Linked DNA regions of Homo sapiens: region 2 is linked to region 1. Evidence: chromatin loops called from intact Hi-C (ENCODE). Cell type or tissue: PC-3. All regions are shown on one strand. Links, peaks and the distances in the headings refer to the core of each region. The heading gives the core; the rest is flanking DNA.

Region 1 (9,111 bases), core at 405-8,404:
AAACTAGGGCCTGTTGCGGTAGCTCACATACGTAATCCCAGCGCTGTGGGAGGCTGAGGCAAGAGGATCACTTGGGCCCAGGAGTTTGAGACAAACCTGGGCAACAGAGGGAGACCCCATCTCTACAAAAAGTAAAAAATTAGCCGGGTGAGGTGGTGCATGCCTGTAGTCCCAGCTACTCAGAGAGCTGAGGTGGGAGGATCAGTTGAGCCTAGAGGTTGAGGCTGCAGTGAGCCGTGAATTATGCCACTGCCCTCCAGCCTGGGTGACAGAGCAAGACCTTGTCTCAAAAAAAAAAAAAAAAAAAAAAAAAAAAAGTCCCATGTCCCAGACTACGGGGTTCACATGCGCAAAAACATTCTCTTTATAATCTCTATGACAAATTCCCTAGCCTAATTGGACAGAAGTAGATAAGACTTGGGATTTTTCTACCAAAGAGATTGGTGTCATGAGGAAGCTCAAAAACTAAAATTGTGTCTAAACTTTACATAATGTATATAATAAATTAGGAAAGTCTAAATAAAACTATTTACCAAATGTCCCCAAGCAGGGAATTGGTTAATAAATGATGGTACTTTCATACTGTAGGATTCAAACAGTCTTCAAAGATTTGTTCATAGTTGTTTTTAGCATATGAAAATATCATAAATTGATACATGGAAAAAAGAACAGTGTGTATAATATGATACCCACGTTTTTGCGAGAAATTACACACACACATGCAAAAACAAAAAAAAAGTTCATATAGAAAAAAATGTTAAAAGGAGTTGATTTTGTTAGGATTAGGTTTGGCAATAAGTAACAAAGAGCTAAGAAATAGTAGATTAAATAAAATAGAATTTATTTCTCTCTTTTAGGAAGTCCCAAGGGAGGCAATCTAGGTCCAAGATGGTGTCAGGGACCCAGGCTTTTTCTGTCTTTAGATCCCCAACATTCCTACAGACACCGATAGCCGGTCGCTGGGGCTCCAGGCATCCTGTCTACAGTCCTCCCCGACTCTCAGCAGTAATTTTATATTCTTTTTATAAAAGTGAACCTGTTGGATGATCATGTCTTTTAGTGAATAAACCAAGTTGCTTTTCACTAAAGCATCATGTTAATTTTGTTTACATTTGTAACACTTTAGTTCATTGTTAATACAAATCATTTTTAATCTGATATAATAGATACATGTAAAACAATAACATGAGAATAAGACTGCTACTGCCTTCTGAAAAGTTCTCTTTGACCTGGATCTCTATTAAACTCATCGTTAAACAAGTTCTTCCCATTTAGAAACTTCCCGAGCTGTTAAATAGAAGTATTAACCAGCCTGTTGTTCCCTCCTCCTTTTTCCCTAAACTTGCTCTCATTTCCCATTTGGCACATGAAGCCTTTTGGTAGATGTCTGCTCTTCTTTTTTTGTTGTTGTTTTTTTTCACCTGGCTGTATCAGGCTTAAAGATTGGTCTAGCCACAAAATCCATTGAGACATTGAGTTTATGAAATAAATCATGAAACCTTGAATTTCTGGGGCAACTTAAAAATTACAATCAATAGTGTGTGTCATAGGATTCCTTCGGAAAAGAAGTAAAAGGATAGCTTACTACAAACAAATTTTAAAATGTTATTTTCCTAAGGTTCCAATCTGTTCTTGAATTCCCTCCTGGGGAGTCCAGGTGTTAGTAACACAAGGTAAACAGAAAGGCCCTCAGGCATGTCATGATGCAAATTCAACTCACACACATACAAAGGGCAACACTCCCATCCAAATTAATGGGATGACATTTGCTGAAGTCCTCAAACTAGAAACTTCCCAGTTATCCTAGGCTTCCCTCCCTTCCTCATGTCCCAGACCTGTTGGGTCACTAAACCCTGTCGACTCAGCATCCTACGTAAGCCTTAAATAAACGACATCTCAGCTCCACTCTCCTTGCCAGTCCCTCCTCATCTCTCATCTAGACCATTGTAGTCATCTCCCTACTGGGCTCCCTGCTTTTGGACTGTTCCTCTTCCTGTTCCCACTCTTCCATTTTTATCTTTGAATTATCTTTTTGAATTATCTCCTGTGAATTATCTTTTTGAAAAGCACATTTGATCACACCATTCTTTTGAGTACAGTCTTCAAGGACTCCCTTTTATCTGTTAAAAAAAAAAAAAGGAAGAAAGAAGAAGGCCCCAACCTTTCTTTTTTTTTCTTTTTTTTGGTGGGGTGGGGAGGTGGGGGGCACGGAGTCTCACTCTGTTACCCAGGCTGGAGTGCAGTGGCTGCGATCTCGGCTCACTGCAAGCTCTGCCTCCCGGGTTCACGCCATTCTCCTGCCTCAGCCTCCCGAGTAGCTGGGACTACAGGTGCCTACCACCATGCCCGGTTAATTTTTTTTGTATTTTTAATAGAGACGGGGTTTCACCATGTTGGCCAGAATGGTCTTGATCTCCTGACCTCGTGATCCGCCCGCCTCAGCCTCCCAAAGTGCTGGGATTACAGGCGTGAGCCACAGCGCCCGGCCAACCCCAGCCTTTCTTAACCTAGCTCCACTCTCTAGCCTAACTTCAGGACCCACATAAAGCTACACCTACTTCTGCCTGTTTCTTTATGAAGAATGTCTTCAGCTTCAACCTTTCTCTGTCATGAACTCCTGGTCATCTTTGAAGTCCTGATTCAGTGCCATTGCCCCCCCCCGTTCCCCAGGATGTTTAAGCACTGTGTGTGCTCCTCTATGAGAGCCCTAATCACACTGGATGGAATTGTCTGAGCTGTGAACTTCTGGATAGTGTAGTCTTGTTCATGTGTGTATCCTCAGCATCTGTCCCAATGCATTGAATCGAGTGAAATAAAAGCAAGTACAGGATATGCTTTGTGTATCCCAGTAAGACCCCAACCTGAAAATAGTGCCAAGACAACCAGGAAACTGACCAGTGGTCCAGCTGAGCTGCATGAAGCAGAATTAGGCACAGAAAGTCTGCAGTAGTTCAAATGGAGTCCTGAGAAATTGTGTCCAGCCCTCATGTCACCCTGGCCTGCCCTGATCTTCTTTGCTTGTTCTGCCTAACTTCTTCATTCTATTCTCTCACTTGCTCAGGGGGGTCTATTTGGCTTAATCTGTTGGACCTGCTCCTTTCTTAGCACTGAAGGCTGATGCATCTGATACGTGCATGTGTGTGTGTGTACGTGCATATGTGAATATGTGTGCATGTGTGTGTATGTGTCTCAAGATGAACTCCCAGACATAGAACTGGGTGTGTCCACTTAGGGGGTTGTATGAATCAGGGGGAAAGGGGAAAACAGGAAATGATAGTAATCAGTTATTATGTACTGTTTGCCAAATGTCAGGATTTGTATTTAATTGTTAAAACCACCTTGTGAATGGTAGTCACCATTATTATTATCCCCACTTTACAGATGAGTTAACTGAAGCAAAGAGAGACTGAGTCACACACACCCTTGAAATGTGGGGGAGCTGGGATCCAGTCAGCATATGTCTTAATCCAGAGTCACTGCTGTAAGCACAATTAGACTTAAAATATTGTAATGGAGGCCAGGCACAGTGGCTCACACCTTGTAATCCCAGCCCTTTGAGCGACCAAGGCAGGCAGATTGCTTGAGGCTGGGAGTTTGAGACCAGCCTGGCCAATATGGTGCCACCCCCATCTCTACTGAAAATACGAAAATTAGCCAGGCATAGTGGTGTGTCCCTGTAATCCCAACCAGTTGGGAGGCTGAGGCACGAGAATGGCTTAAGCCTGGGAGGTGGAGGTTGCAGTGATTAGAGATCAGGCCACTGCACTCCAGCCTGGGCGACAGAGTGAGACTCTGTCTAAAAAAAAAAAAAAAAAAAAAAATTGTAATGGACCATATTACAATTGACCCTTGTCTTACAAAGATCTCTGAAGGGCAAAATAATGAAATGTTTGCTTTTCCTTGAGTTTTTTTGTGAGCACTGGTATTTTTTTTTCTCATGAATGATTTAACTCCAAGGATAATTGTGGGCAAAAAGATACTCCTTTTGAACTTGGACTTAATCTCAAGGACTTGATTGCTTTTCCACCCAGAGTGTCCAAGGAAGACTTTCCAGACCTTTTCCTGGGTCTTACGCACCTGGCTTTGAGCAGCATTAGTAGCCTATTGCTCAAGTTTCATTCTAACCATTAGTAAATGTTTATTGGTCTCCTTGACGAGATGCCTTATGATGCAAAATAGGTAAACAAAAACAATGAGGATTGGTCCCCCTTCCCCAAAACAACCCTCACAATCCTGTTAATTTCTGGTCCTCTGCTGCTGAGGGAACACTTTAGAGTTCCCTCTGGGCTGCTGCATGCATTTCCCATCTAGCCCCCTCTCCTGTGTTACTTTCACTACCAACTCACTCTTTCTTGATTTCCAGATTCTCTGTATTCAAATTCTGGAGTATATCCTACATTCCAATTTCTTGGCACTCCTCTTTACCCACAATGGTTTTTTTTTTGGGGGGGGGGGGTCTTTATCTTGGATATAACTTTTTCCCTAGGTCTTCAAAGGGGTCATCAATCCTGCATTTAACTTTGTAACTGAAGAAAAACCATAATTAAGCCAGTTCTTATAGAACATGTGGGTCCTGGCTATGGGTCAGCTGTCAATTGCTCTGTTGGCTGGGCAGGCAGGTCAGCTGGAGAAGAAGCCCCAGAGTAGGGCCAGGCAGTGGCAGTCTGTCCTAACCATGCCAAGGGCAGCACCAACGAGCTGCAGCCCTGGCTCGTGAGGGCTGGCCTCATTATTTGGAAATTGGGAAGGATAAACAAATATTTTCACAGGGTGCGTCCAGAACTGAGTATTCAAGGTCACTGTGGTACAGACAGAATGCATGGTGTCAGTGTGTCCTAGTGTCTGGCCTTAAGTGGCCTCTCTTGGCAGCATCTGTAAAGAACACAGAGCATGCTGTAACCTCTGCTGTTGATACTGGGTGCGCTCTTACCACCACTTAGAAATCTCTAGATCCGTTTCCATTTCGTGTTGATTGCTTTGAATGTAGAGCCCAGCTTGCATTTTCTGTGGATTGGACCTTTGCCCTGCATGTTTTGCTCCTCCACTTGAAACTGACCTATACTGCTCTGACTCATTAGTCCCACCCATGGAAGTGGCAAGTACTCACAGGAAGTCTCAAATGGCCTTTGGTTTTCTTCCACTGAGGGGGGTAAGAACACACAGACATACCTAAGTCTCTCTTTGAAAAAACTTTACTAGAATGAGTCTGAAAAAAAAAATTTTAAGGGAGTGTCAGAAGCAAACTTGCTTCCTTGACATACCTAATTTTTTTTTGGATGATAACATATGCCATCCCAACTCCCCACTTCCTCCCGACCTAGATAGCATTAATGGAGGTAAAAAGCACTGAGTGACTGTTAGAATTTTTAAAAATCACAACATTATATAAGTATTGGCTTTTTCTTGCTCTTTAATGGAAATGTCCATCTGCATACAGTATAGGTTATAACACTTTCTAATATACATATACTGTTCCATAGTTTTGAGAATTTCTTTTTTATAAATCAACATCAGGCTATTTCATCTGCGGAGTTTTTTTCTGGCTTCAAAATCAGTGCCTTGTCATTAGCAAACTTCACTTACTAGTTTTAGTCAAGTCTGAGCTACACAATGGTTGAATTGGTGACTATTATATTTGTTTAACTGCTGTAAAGTAAGTTTGCAACAATAGATGCTTGCACTTAAATAGGCATGCAGAGCATTGGGGCCCTATCAATCATGCAGAGATTTCCCTCCTGCTGTCTCCTCTGATGGACAATTCTGCTGATGTGGATATTCAAAAAGAAGGGATCAGGAAGAACAGATGATGGATAAAGACAATCTTCTGTCTTGAGAGGAAATCGGAGAAATCCCTTTAAGGAATTTCTTTGTCATGGTGTCAGAAGATTAATTATGCTCGTGTGAGAACAGCTTTCTCATTGGGTAAAAAGAGACATTATCCTTCTGACTTGTGACAGAAGATTTTCAAAGAAAGAGAGTTAAAGATTTCAGCTGCTCTAAAATCTTCTTATTCTGTTGTCTTCTAAGAATTCTTGGAGACCCCTGGATTACATCCATGACATTCAAGGAGTAATGAATGAATCTGGAATTTCTGTTTCAAGAAATTCCTCCTCCTGTTCCTCATGCAGATCTTCAGAAACCTTAATACCTGAGTTTGTATATCAGCTTTAACAATGACATAATAATGTAGGTGATAACTTATTACAAACCAGGAACAGTTTCTTGTAGTGATATGGCAGAGGAGATACGGGCAGTACAACCAAAAATTGTACAGAAGATTAATAAACACAGTTTTTAACAAGGCAATGAATTCTATAATCTGAAAAGGTATCTTTAAAAAATTCACTTAATTGTATGATTTAATTTAGTTGTAAATAGTGATAATATTTAAGGTATTTACATTCTTCACAGTCACTCTGAACAAAACAAATTGGTATTCTGAAAAACCTTTGAAAGTTAGAGACTCAATATATTTCATGGAACATAAGAATAGTAAAGTTGTTCCAAGTAACTTTATTTTCCAGATAACTGAAACTTCAAAACTTAAACAACAACAACAAAAAAGATTTCAATGAAAAATCTTCCTAAAATTCATTAGTTAATACTCTGGCTTTTAAATAATGCACATTAACTGACCCAGGGTCATAAATATGAAGATCTGCTGTTGTACTACATTGAAATACATTGTCATCCTCAGGGACTGTTGAAGCATGGTGTAGGGTTATTTGCCTCTATGCTAAGTGGCCTGAGCAGCCGCATTTTTATTTCTACTGTCACTTTTTATACAAATGGAGTCTCTTTCTTTCAGGTAAGTTATGTTATCTCTTCTCCCTAGAATGTATTTATCATGTTGCTGGTAAATGGCTATTTTGCTTTATACCTGAGGGTAAGCCTGTACCTACAAAACAAACCAGTTCCGTTTATTTTCTTATTCCACTCTAAAAAAAAAAAAATTTTTTTTTCTTTTGAGATGGAGTCTGGCTCTGTTGCCCAGGCTATAGTGCAGTAGCACAATCTTGGCTCACTGCCATCTCCACTTCCTGGGTTTAAGCGATTCTCCAGTCTCAGCCTCTCAAGTAGCTGAGATTACAGGTGCCTATCACCATGCCCAGCTAATTTTTATATTTTTAGTAGAGGTGGGTTTTCACCATGTTGCCCAGGCTGATCTTGAACTCCTGACCTCAAGTGATCTACCTGCCTCACCCTCCCAAAGTGTTGAGATTACAGGCGTGAGCCACCACACCTGGCCTACCACTGTAAAAATTTATTTTTGGCCAGGTGAAGTGGCTCAACACCTGTAATCCCAGCACTTTGGAAGGCTGAGATGGTAGAATCACTTGAGCCCAGGAGTTCGAGACCAGCCTGGGCAACATAGTGAGACCCTGTCTCTACAAAAAGTTAGATAATTAGCTGGGTGTGATGACATATACCTGTAGTCCCACCTGCTTAGGTGGCTGAAGTAGGAGGATCACTTAAGCCCAGGAGGTTGAGGCTGACTGCAGTGAGCCATGATTACACCACTGCACTTCAGCCTGGGTGACAGAGACCCTATGTTAATACACACACACGCGCGCGCGCGCGCGCACATACGGTCTCTCTTATTTCTGGGTATCTAACTGGTTCTAGGCTAGGTAGTAGAGGTTTCCCAGAAGTCTGGTGCCTGGAAGGATGTATTACTATACATGCACATATACACACTCGCATGCACTGGGTTCATTTATTATAACTGGGTTCATTTATTAACTATTAATTGTATAGTGATAGTGATACAATATTTATGTTATGTATAATGTATTATCTTAGTTACTCTGTGATTATATCATCAGGGTAATAGTTTTATATCAGAGCCTTAAGAATAGATTTCTAAGGCCGGGCATGGTGGCTCATGCCTGTAATCTCAGCACTTTGGGAGGCCAAGGCAGACGGATCACCTGAGGTTGGGAGTTTGAGACCAGCCTGGCCAACATGGTGAAACCCTGTCTCTACTAAAAATACAAAAATTAGCTGGGTGTGGTGGCAGGTGCCTGTAATCCCAGCTACTTGGGAGGCTAAGGCAGGAGAATCGCTTGAACCCAGGAGGTGGAGGTTGTGGTGAGCCGAAATCATGCCATTGTACTCCAACCTGGGGGACAAGAGTAAAACTCTGTCTCAAAAAAAAAAAAAAAAGAATTCTAGTCTGGGTTTGGTGGCTCACCCCTGTAATCCCAACACTTTGGGAGGCTGAGGTGAGAGGATTGCTTGAGGCCAGGAGTTCAAAAGCAGCCTGGGCCACACAGCAAGACCCCATCTCTACAAAAAATTTAAAAATTAGCTCAAAGTAATGGCATGTACCTGTAGTCCCAGCTACTTGGGAGACTAAGGTGGGAGGATTGCTTGAGTCTGGGAGGTTGAGGCTGCAGTGAGTCATGGTTGTGCCATTGTACTCCAGCCTTGGTGACCGACTGACGAAGATCTTGCCTAAAAAAAAAAAAAAATTACATTTCTAGTGACTGTACCACTTTAGATACTTCTTCCCTACCTTTCCTAGGGCCCCAACATTGCTATTGTGAAATGGTAGTCAAACCTTGGTTTTAAATAAAAATGAACTATTACATTCCTCAAGACAAAATCATTAAAATGTGCGTTAAATATTAGCTAATGTTAGTAAGTTTTGCAGTAACTATAGTAATTGTAGGGTCCGATTCAGATTTTTGTAAGAGTTTGTAGCCATGACGAAGTGAGTGAGTCTTGTTTTAATTCCACTTGGTATCAGTACCTGGGTAAATAGATTTAGGTTCAAAATTTAGAAATTTTGAGTTTTGAGCAGGATCTAAACTTTATTATCAGTTCCATATCCAGTTTGAGTTTTTTGAAGATGATAAAACTAAAGTGATGATTCTCATGAAACATAGAAAGTGTTTAAGAAACAGTTCCAGGAAAATAAAAGTCCAAAAAAGTTTTCTTCTTCCTTTGTGAAGAGGGAATTGATGATTCTGTTACATTTTGTCTTGCTGGATAAAAAAATCACCCCATTATTGATCACGAGGTCAGGAGATCGAGACCATCCTGGCTAACACAGTGAAACCCCGTCTCTACTAAAACAAACAACAACAAAAAAAATTAGCCGGGCAT
Region 2 (9,111 bases), core at 706-8,705, 140 kb before region 1:
TTATGTCACTGTTTTTCTTTATGTAATGTCATTCTCCAGCTACTTTCAATATAATCTCTTTACTTCAGTTTTTGGTAGTTGCACTACGATGTGTCCAGTTATGATTTTCTTGTACTTATCTTGCTGGCATTTGTTGAGCTTCTTGATATGTAAGTAGATTATTTCCACCAAATTTGGGGGAATTTCAATTATTTTTTTCTTCAGCTCTTTTTTTGTTCCATTCTCTTTCCCTTCTCATTCTGGGACTGAAATTATACTTATGTTAGACAACTTATACTTATACTTATGTTAGTCAGGCTTTGTGTCCGCACCCAAATCTCATTTTGAATTATAATCCCCATAATCCCCACATGTCAAGGGAGAGACCAGGTAGAGGTAATTGGATCATGGGGGCGGTTTCCTCCATGCTGTTCTTCTGATACTGAGTTCTCACAAGTCTGATGGTTTTATAAGTGTTTGGCAGTTCATCCTGCATCATTCTCTCTCCTGCCACCTTGTGAAGAAGGTCCCTGCCTCCCCTTCACCTTCCACCATGATTGGAAGTTTCCTGAGGCCCCCCTAGCCATGGAGAACTGTGAGTCAATTACACCTCTTTCCTTTATACATTACCCAGTTTCGGGAAGTTCTGTAGAGCAGTGTGAAAATAGACTAACACAGATCATTTAAAATATCCCACACATCACTGAGGCTCTGCTCATTATTGTTCATCTTTGCTCCCCTTCATTTTCAAAATGCATAATTTCTAATGGTCCTTCTCCAAGTTCATGGACTATAGTGGTCATGAGAATGACCAAGCCTGTAGCTACGGGAAGCATAATTGACTGAGGGTCCGAGCTGCCACGCTCTGAAATTCATCACTATGTTTGTGCTGAGGACGCACTTCCCACAGGCTGCACCCACTCAAACACTGAGTATGGCAAACGTTTAAGGGCCCCTCTAATGGCTGACTTTGGCTCAAGTACTCCCCAGTGGCCTTGCTGAATTTTCCCTGGATTTCAAGACAGTCTAGGAAGCTTCCACCTAACCTTCCTTCCCTCTCCCCTTCACTCCAGGACAGACTTGGAGGTTCCCACAGCCTTCCCCAGTTCCCTTCCCCCTCATTTTCTATAACGATAATTTCCCTGAATAAAAGCCTTTCATGTTTAATCCAGTCTTAGCATTTGCTCTGAAGGGACACCTGAATAAAATAAGTTAAATCATGGGCGGATTGACAAAACACGCAGTGAGGTGAGGCTCTGGGGTTGACTCACCCACTACCTGGCAGGCACACAGGATGCTATTCTGTTGGCAAGTGGAGCAAAGAGAGCCCCTGGAAAAAGACAGCAGCTCTATTGTGGAATATTTCACTGGTGGTGAACTGAGAAACTGTATCAGTGGAGAGCAATATTGTAAAAAGTAAGTTAACAGAGATTTTGAGGCCAGGCACAGTGGGTCACGCCTGTAATCCCAGCACTTTGGGAGGCCAAGGCAGGTGGATCGCTTGAGGCCATGAGTTCAAGACCAGGCTGGCCAATATGGTGAAACCCCATCTCTACTAAAAATACAAAAATTAGCCAGGCATGGTGGCGCACACCTGCAATCCCAGCTACTCAGGAGGCTGAGGCAGAAGAATCACTTGAACCCGAAAAGCGGAGCTTTCAGTGAGCTGAGATAGGGCCACTTCACTCCAGGTTGGGCGTGAGTGAGACTCCATCTCAAACAAACAAACAAAAAAACAGAGACTTTTGAAAAATATGGGGAAACAATACCTACAAAGTCAGTGGAGTTGGCTGGTTATTGCTAAATTGCATTGACATTCTGCAGAAGGATAATGAGGGATTGACGACTATTAGCAAAAATTTAGAGACAAGCCACAGATCTTCAGTGAGAGCTTACAAAGAAGCCCTTATTTCTACAGAGGAATGGTAGGCCCAGCTGAGTGACAGGCTAAAGACCTCATTGTTAGAGTTGTAGAGCTCCGAAGACATTTGAATGCTCAACCAAGGCAGGATTGTTATGTGAAGGACAGAGGACTGGTGGACAAATCTGTGATCCAGTCAGATGGGATGAAGAGGAGGGATAGGATGAGTTCCAACTGTGGCCCCCGAGAGCAACTATGGTAACAGGGGCTATTGTCTATCACACTAACTTCTCTCTTCTGAGTTTCCCCTCAGGAAGAAAGGCTGGCAGGAGCTATAAAGGAGTTGCTCCTCGCACTTATGTAGAAACATGACTTTGTGGAGCAGAAGTGGTCAATGGCAGCAGCCACAAGAATATACCTCTCAGATCTCCAGTTTCAGGGACTATAATTGCTCACAGGCCATAGCTACTGTGCTCTGAAATCTATTGCTGCATTTGCATCTGGAGTATGCTTGACATGAATGACGGTGGCAGGGAGCTAAGGGAAGCCTGCTCCTGGGAGACACTGGAGCCCTCTGCTGGCTGGCTTTGACTCAAGGACTCTCCGTTGTCTTTCCAAACCTCTCTTCACTTGGGGTCAGACTTGCGTTACAATCTGATGGTTGTCCCAATCTTCTCCAGCTCTGTCTCCATTTTCTCTCGCAAGTGTTTCCACTAATAAAATCCTTGCAGTTTTGATATGAAAAAATGCTCAACATCACTAATTATCAGGGAGAGGCAAATTAAAACCACAATGAGACACCACCTTACTCCTGCAAGAACGGCCATAATTAAAAATAAAAAAAAAAATGTTGGTATGGATGTGGTGAAAAGGGAACACTTTTACACTGCTGGTGGGAATATAAACTAGCACAACCATCATGGAAAACAGTATGGAGATTCCTTAAAGAACTAAAAGTAGATCTACCATTTGATCCAGGCCGGGCGCGGTAGCTCACACCTGTAGTCCCAGCACTTTGGGAGGCCAAGGCAGGTAGATCACTTGAGATCAGGAGTTCGAGTCCAGCCTGGCCAACATGGTGAAACCCCGTCTCTACTAAAAATACAAAAATTAGCCAGGTGTGGTTGTGGGCACTTGTAGTTTCTACAAGTTGTAGCTACTTGGGAGGCTGAGGTAGGACAATTGCTGGAACCCAGAGGGCAGAGGTTGCAGTGAGCCTAGATCATGCCACTGCACTTCAGCCTGGATGACAGAGTGAGACTCTGTTGAAAAAAAAAAAAAAGAATTACCATTTGATCCAGCAATCCCACTACTGGGTACCTATCCAGAGGAAAAGAAGTCATTATATGAAAAAGACACTTGCAGATGCATGTTTATAGCAGCACAATTCGCAATTGCAAAAATATGGAACCAGCCTAAGTGTCCATCAACCAACAAGTGGATAAAATGTGGTATATATACACTGTGAAGTACTACTCAGCCGTAAAAAGGAATAAAATAATGACATTTGCAGCAACCTGGATGGAGTTGGAGACCATTATTTGGAGACCATTATTCTAAGTGAAGTAACTCAGGAACGGAAAAACAAATATTGTATGTTCTCACTTATAAGTAGGAGCTAAACTATGAGGACACAAATGCATAAGAATTATATAATGGACTTTGGAGGCTTGGTAAGAAGGGAGAGAGGGGGTGAGGGATAAAAGACTGTACATTGGTACAGCGTATGTGCTTGGGTGACAGGTGCACCAAAATCTCAGAAATTACCACTATAGAACTTATCCATGTAACAAGAAAACCACCTGTTCCCCAAAAACTATTGCAATAAAAAGAAATCCTTGCATGTTTGGTTTCTTCTTGGTGTCTACTTCTCAGAAAACTCAGATTAACACACTGACCCTTTCTTCTGCCATCCCCAATCACTATTAAGCCCAGCCAGTGAATGTTTTTATTTCAGAAATTGTACTTTTCAGTTGTTGAATATCCGTTTGGCTCTTTTTTTATAGTTTCCATTTCTCTGTTGACATTTCCCATATATTATTCAATAATTATTGTGGTACTTTTCATCAGTACTCTAGGGGAGGAAAAACAGCCCAATTTATTATCTAGACAAGCAAACGTTTTATCTAAAATACAACTGGAAAAGAGCAAAGATGTCAAATGTCCTTGACTTTAAGAACTTCCAGATTTAAATTTGTTCTTTAATTCTAAGGAAATACTATTGAATATAATAGTCACATCTCATCTTAATTGACCAGGAATTTATGTCACAATGTTTTAGAAAGGATACCATCTTTTCTGGGATAAAAAATTGTCAAGTTATTGTACTAAAATTATATAATATGTCAGTTAACATTAGGGGAAGCTGGATGAAGGATATGAGCAACTCTTCGAACTATTTTGCAACTTTAGCTCCTATCCTTTGCTGAAAGGGTCCTGATTAATATAGTTCATAAATAGAAAATGTATTCATTGAATATTTGTATAGATAGACCTCAACAGGGAACTTCTGAAACACTGATCCTCATCAGTGAATTATAATTTGAGATTAAAGAAATTATCTCCTTTCTTTCTAATATATTCTGAACATATCCAAATTCAAATCATTCTTTTAAACTAAGCATTAGTAATGTCTTTTCTATCCAGGCTCTTATTTTATACTATATATATTTCCTGAGTGATCTTGTTCACATTGTTTCAGCAACCACCACTGTGCTGATGAAAATGAATTTATATCTTCTACTTAACCTTCTCCTCAAAGCTTTAAGAACCAGATATTCAATTGCCTGTTAGCATCAACACATCACTATTTCCCATGCAGCTCAAGGTTAACTTGTCAACATGAAATTAATCATCTTTCCCACTAACTTTACTCTTTTAAATAGAATTTTAAAATGTTAATTGATAAAAATATAATCTATCTGAACTCTAAAAGATGACATCCAGCCATCAAACCTAATTATTTATCTTTTCTTCCAATTATTTGAGTCATCCTTTTTTCCTGCTTACTACTACCATCATCTACTATAATTACATCATAATTTTAGTCTCAATTCCCACCCTAATACATCCCCCATATGGTGCCAGGGTTGTATCTGAATTGCAAGGCTGTTTCTCTGTTTTCTATCTTTATCTTTATTTTTTTTTTTAGAGACAGGGTCTTGCTCTGTCACCCAAGCTGAAGTGCAGTGACATGACCATAGCTTACTGCAGCCTCAAGCTTCTGGGCTCAAGCCATCCTCCTGCCTCAGCCTTCCGAGTAGCTAGTACTACAGGGGTGGGCCACCATGAAAGGCTGTCTCTTGAGTGGCTTCCCATTGCATAGAAAATACAAACTCTCTTTGATCTCAGCTTTGCTCCCGTCTCTAGCCTTCCTTCCAGGCACTCACTTTCCACTGCTTTATCTCAAGCAGTTAAACTTGCCCACAAAATTATGTTGTTCTTTGATTTCCCACCTTGACTCATGTCTTAGACATCAGTGCTCTTCCTGCCCTTGTCACCTGTGACTGTTCCTCCTTTATCAGCTCAGGAGGTAGCTACTTCATGATGCAACTTCTTAATTTCTAAATTCAGATCTGGTGCCCCTCTCTGAGCTCTCAGGAATCATGTCCCTATTTTCAATTGCTGTGGCTATCACAGTGGTCTTTTTCCTTTGTCTCCCCTCATTTGTTTTTCTGCTGTAATTGAGAAAATAGTAGTCCAAGTTACAGATACTCCTAATGAACACTAGATGGCACTCTTATCTTTTGTTTGAGCAAATGAGTTGCTATTAATTCTACGTCTAAACTCAGCTTTTAAAATTGTCGTTTTCCTGGTTAAATCTCAGAGTTAAAAATAAAAGCATTTCTGTCCTGAAGTTGTTTGTTTGTTGTTTGTTTTAATGAAACCAAGTCTTTATATGTATGCAGGTTCAACAAGGAATCACTCAATCCCAAAACAAAAACTACTCCATTAAATAAATTGGCTTAGCCCTGCCATCCCAGTTAGTACTGCTATTGAAACAAATATATTGATTTTCAAAAGCATGTAATTAATTGTGTTTTGGGGGGTAAAATAATGGAACTTGGAGAGAGGGCTGAAAAATTTGTCTTTTAATCTTCATAAAAGATAAACTAACCCTTTGCAATACAAATGAGTAGTAAATATTTTATGATCTATTATGATTATCTGTAGAGCTATCAAAGTGTTAAATAGTTTAAAAGAGGTCTGAAGATTACACCAAAACAATACTATATCATGGAAAAAAATTTAGAACATGTTTTCAAAAGCAAAGGCTTGATAGTGCTTTAATTATTTTAATTTTTTTAGATGTTTCTTATACACAGAAGACTCATATCATGTTACCTTTTATCTTCCTTCTCAAATCTAACACTCTCCCAGTTTACCAGCTCTGTAAATGGCTCCACTCCCATTCAATTATTATAGCCTCAAACTTTGTGGTATTCCTAATTTTTCCCTTCCCTTCATAATCTATAACCAAATCATTAGCAAATAAATCTACTGGTTCTTCCTTCAAAATATATCTCTAGGTCGGGCGCAGTGGCTCATGCTTGTAATCCCAGCACTTTGGGAGGCCGAGGCAGGCAGATCACGAGGTCAGGAGTTCGAGACCAGCCTGGCCAACATGGTGAAACCCCGTCTCTAATAAAAATACAAAAATTAGCTGGGCGTGGTGGTGGGTGCCTGTAATCTCAGCTACTCGGGAAGCTGAGGCAGGAGAATTACTTGAGCCCAGGAGGCAGAAGTTGCAGTGAGCCAAGATCGCACCACTGCACTCCAGCCTGGGAGACAGAGCGAGACTCTGTCTCAAAAAAAAAATAAAAATAAAAATAAAATATATATATACAAATATATAAATATATATATATAAATATATATAAATGTGTGTATATATATATAATCTGTCCACTACTCTTATCTCCACTGGCACCACCTTGGTCCAAGCCACTGCCTCTCTCCTACCACAAGAATTTTCTTAATGGTCTCTTTGCCCAAGCTGCCCAAGCCACTATAAGCCCTCAGCTCTGGGAAAGAGGCCAACTCCATTCTAAATCTATTTTACATAGAACCCTTAAGGAACAACTTCAGGTAAAAACTCCTCAAATTTGAACTAATCTAAGAAAGTTCATATAGTAAAAAGAACCATGAAACAGTTTAAGCAACGAATTGTAGGAACATTGTCTAGCCATCACAATCCTATGCTTCCAGAAAAGAGGATTTGATATTGCTTTCTATTACAGCAGATATTACCAGCAATGTTCTTTTTCTATTGGATTCTAAATAATCCGAACTGCCCAAAAGGAGTTATTTATATTAGTGAAAGAACAGTGAATCTTGAAAGTATTTCTCCTGTGGTAATAACGCTTTTTGTTATATAGTGAATGCAGCTTCCTCAAATAACTGAAAATTTCATCTTGTTATTAAATAGTCTAGCCTCTTTGCAATTCATTTTATTGGAGAACATTTACTGGACAAGCCTACCCTTCCCGGGTGATTTACACGGATTAAGTTAGAAATGGAGCAACATCTTATTCCTTTCATTAAAGAGGGGTAATTTCTCCCATAAAATTTATTGGTATGGTATAGGGAAGGTCAATCTATTAAATTTTCTTGGAAATTTGTTTTTAGCTCCATTCAGCAGATCAATCTCCAGCCAGCCTGAGCCTAGATAATATGCTTCTTTTGTCATTGGATCTAACAGAGAAACTGAGAATCACATTTTAAGGGATTGGAATGAAGTGTTCCTATCATCTGCTTCTTTTTTTTTTTTTTTTTTTTTGTCTCTCAGGGTCTTCTGAATCCAGTTATTTTTCACCATGTATTTTGATTCAATTTATTCCTCCATCCTCAGTTTACCACAGGGGAGGAACATTATAAACACATATAACTATCTGAAAATAATATTTAGGCACCCTTTTTAAGGCACAGAAGTTATTGCTTCTAAATTCAAGTTAATTTGTTTTCTAATATAGTTTGTGTAAAACTATTAAAAATTTTTTCATTTCTTATTCCAAAAATATTTTTTCCAAGATTGGACAGAAGAGATAGGGAACAACTGTCCAGATTACGGTAGCCAACATTATAAATAGGAGTCATGCCTTAGATATTGCTTCCTTAATATATTTTTAATAACATTGGTTACCATTTATTGAATATATTTTATGTGTCAGTGGCTGAGCTGAGCACTTTCTGTGCTTTCCCATTTAACTTATTTAGTCTTCACATCAACCCTATCAAGTAGGTGTTGCTCTCTTGTTTTACAGCTGAGGAAACTGAGGTCAGTGATGTTAAGAAACTACCCAAACCCACATAACCAGTATGTGACACTGCAGGGCTCAAGCCCCAGTTCTTTCTGGACTCAATCTGTTTCTTTATTTGTTTTTAACCAAACTACAATTCCTTTGATGCTTGCTCTTCCCTGCAAATGTTCTCAAGTGGATACTCACAAGAATAACTTACAAACTTCAAGTGTTTGGGAGATTTTGAATCCTTGACATTTTCTATCATGTTCAATGAACTAGTCTAAAATGCACTCAAACATGGAGACTCATCTGAGCCAAGTGGACAATTTTAGAAAGCACTTGCTCGATTGTCTTTAAAATTGCATCCTCAGACTCATAAAACATTTCTCAAAATTAACCGGAGAAATTAGGTACCACTTTTAGTAATAATAAAAAAAAATCCAAACTACTATCTATATATAGTATATGTAAAAGTCCACACAATTATATATAGAGATTATCTATATCTATTATCTATGTTTTGCGGCCATGATGGTTGATATAAAAGCCACAATCTTGCATGGCATTTGATTTTGTTGTGAAGTAGATAAGAGTCCTGTAGATTTCTAAGAGCCTAAAAAACCCTCAAGTGCTAGTAGTCCTCTGCTCACACTACCAGGGAAAATGATGAAAGTTTAGGCTGATGGATGTGCCTTAGGAGCAGCACCTTGGGACACCAACATAGACTGAGTGCTAAAGGAGAGATGACTATAAGCGAAATAAGTGGAGCATCTGTTAAGACCCAGAGAGGTGCTGCACTGATTTATGATCAGGCTAGTCATAGACTGTAACTATTATTATTATTATTATTATTTTGAGACGGAGTCTCACTGTGTTACCAGGCTGGAGTGCAGTGGCGCCATCTTGGCTCACTGCAACCTCCGTCTCCCGGGTTCAAGCAATTCTCCTGCCACAGCCTCCTGTGTAGTTGGGACTACAGGCGCGCGTCACCACGCCCAGCTAATTTTTTGTATTTTTTTAAGTAGAGAA

The links. Hi-C counts contacts between places; a loop is a spot of excess contacts. Peaks named below come from ENCODE experiments on the same cell type or tissue, not always from the same donor. Only the 100,000 strongest peaks of a DNase experiment are listed, where the experiment ranks them.
Region 2: it touches region 1 in a loop (6-fold over the local background); 3 of 110 quality-filtered maps call a loop at or near these places.

What each region holds. Positions count from the first base shown.
Region 1 is chr18:21,325,526-21,334,636 of GRCh38, forward strand. The region is part of intron 1 of GREB1L (GREB1 like retinoic acid receptor coactivator); the gene reads left to right. Among named protein-coding and RNA genes, the nearest start is that of GREB1L-DT, 87 kb to the left of the region's middle. In PC-3, for the core only: no CTCF peak of the experiment used is centred there; DNase peaks (open chromatin) are centred at 1,806 and 5,096; H3K4me3 peaks cover 1,168 bases; H3K27ac peaks cover 5,758 bases.
Region 2 is chr18:21,189,790-21,198,900 of GRCh38, forward strand. No RefSeq gene overlaps it. Among named protein-coding and RNA genes, the nearest start is that of GREB1L, 48 kb to the right of the region's middle. In PC-3, for the core only: CTCF peaks have their summits at 2,407 (motif pointing left), 5,547 (motif pointing right) and 5,757; DNase peaks (open chromatin) are centred at 2,402 and 5,332.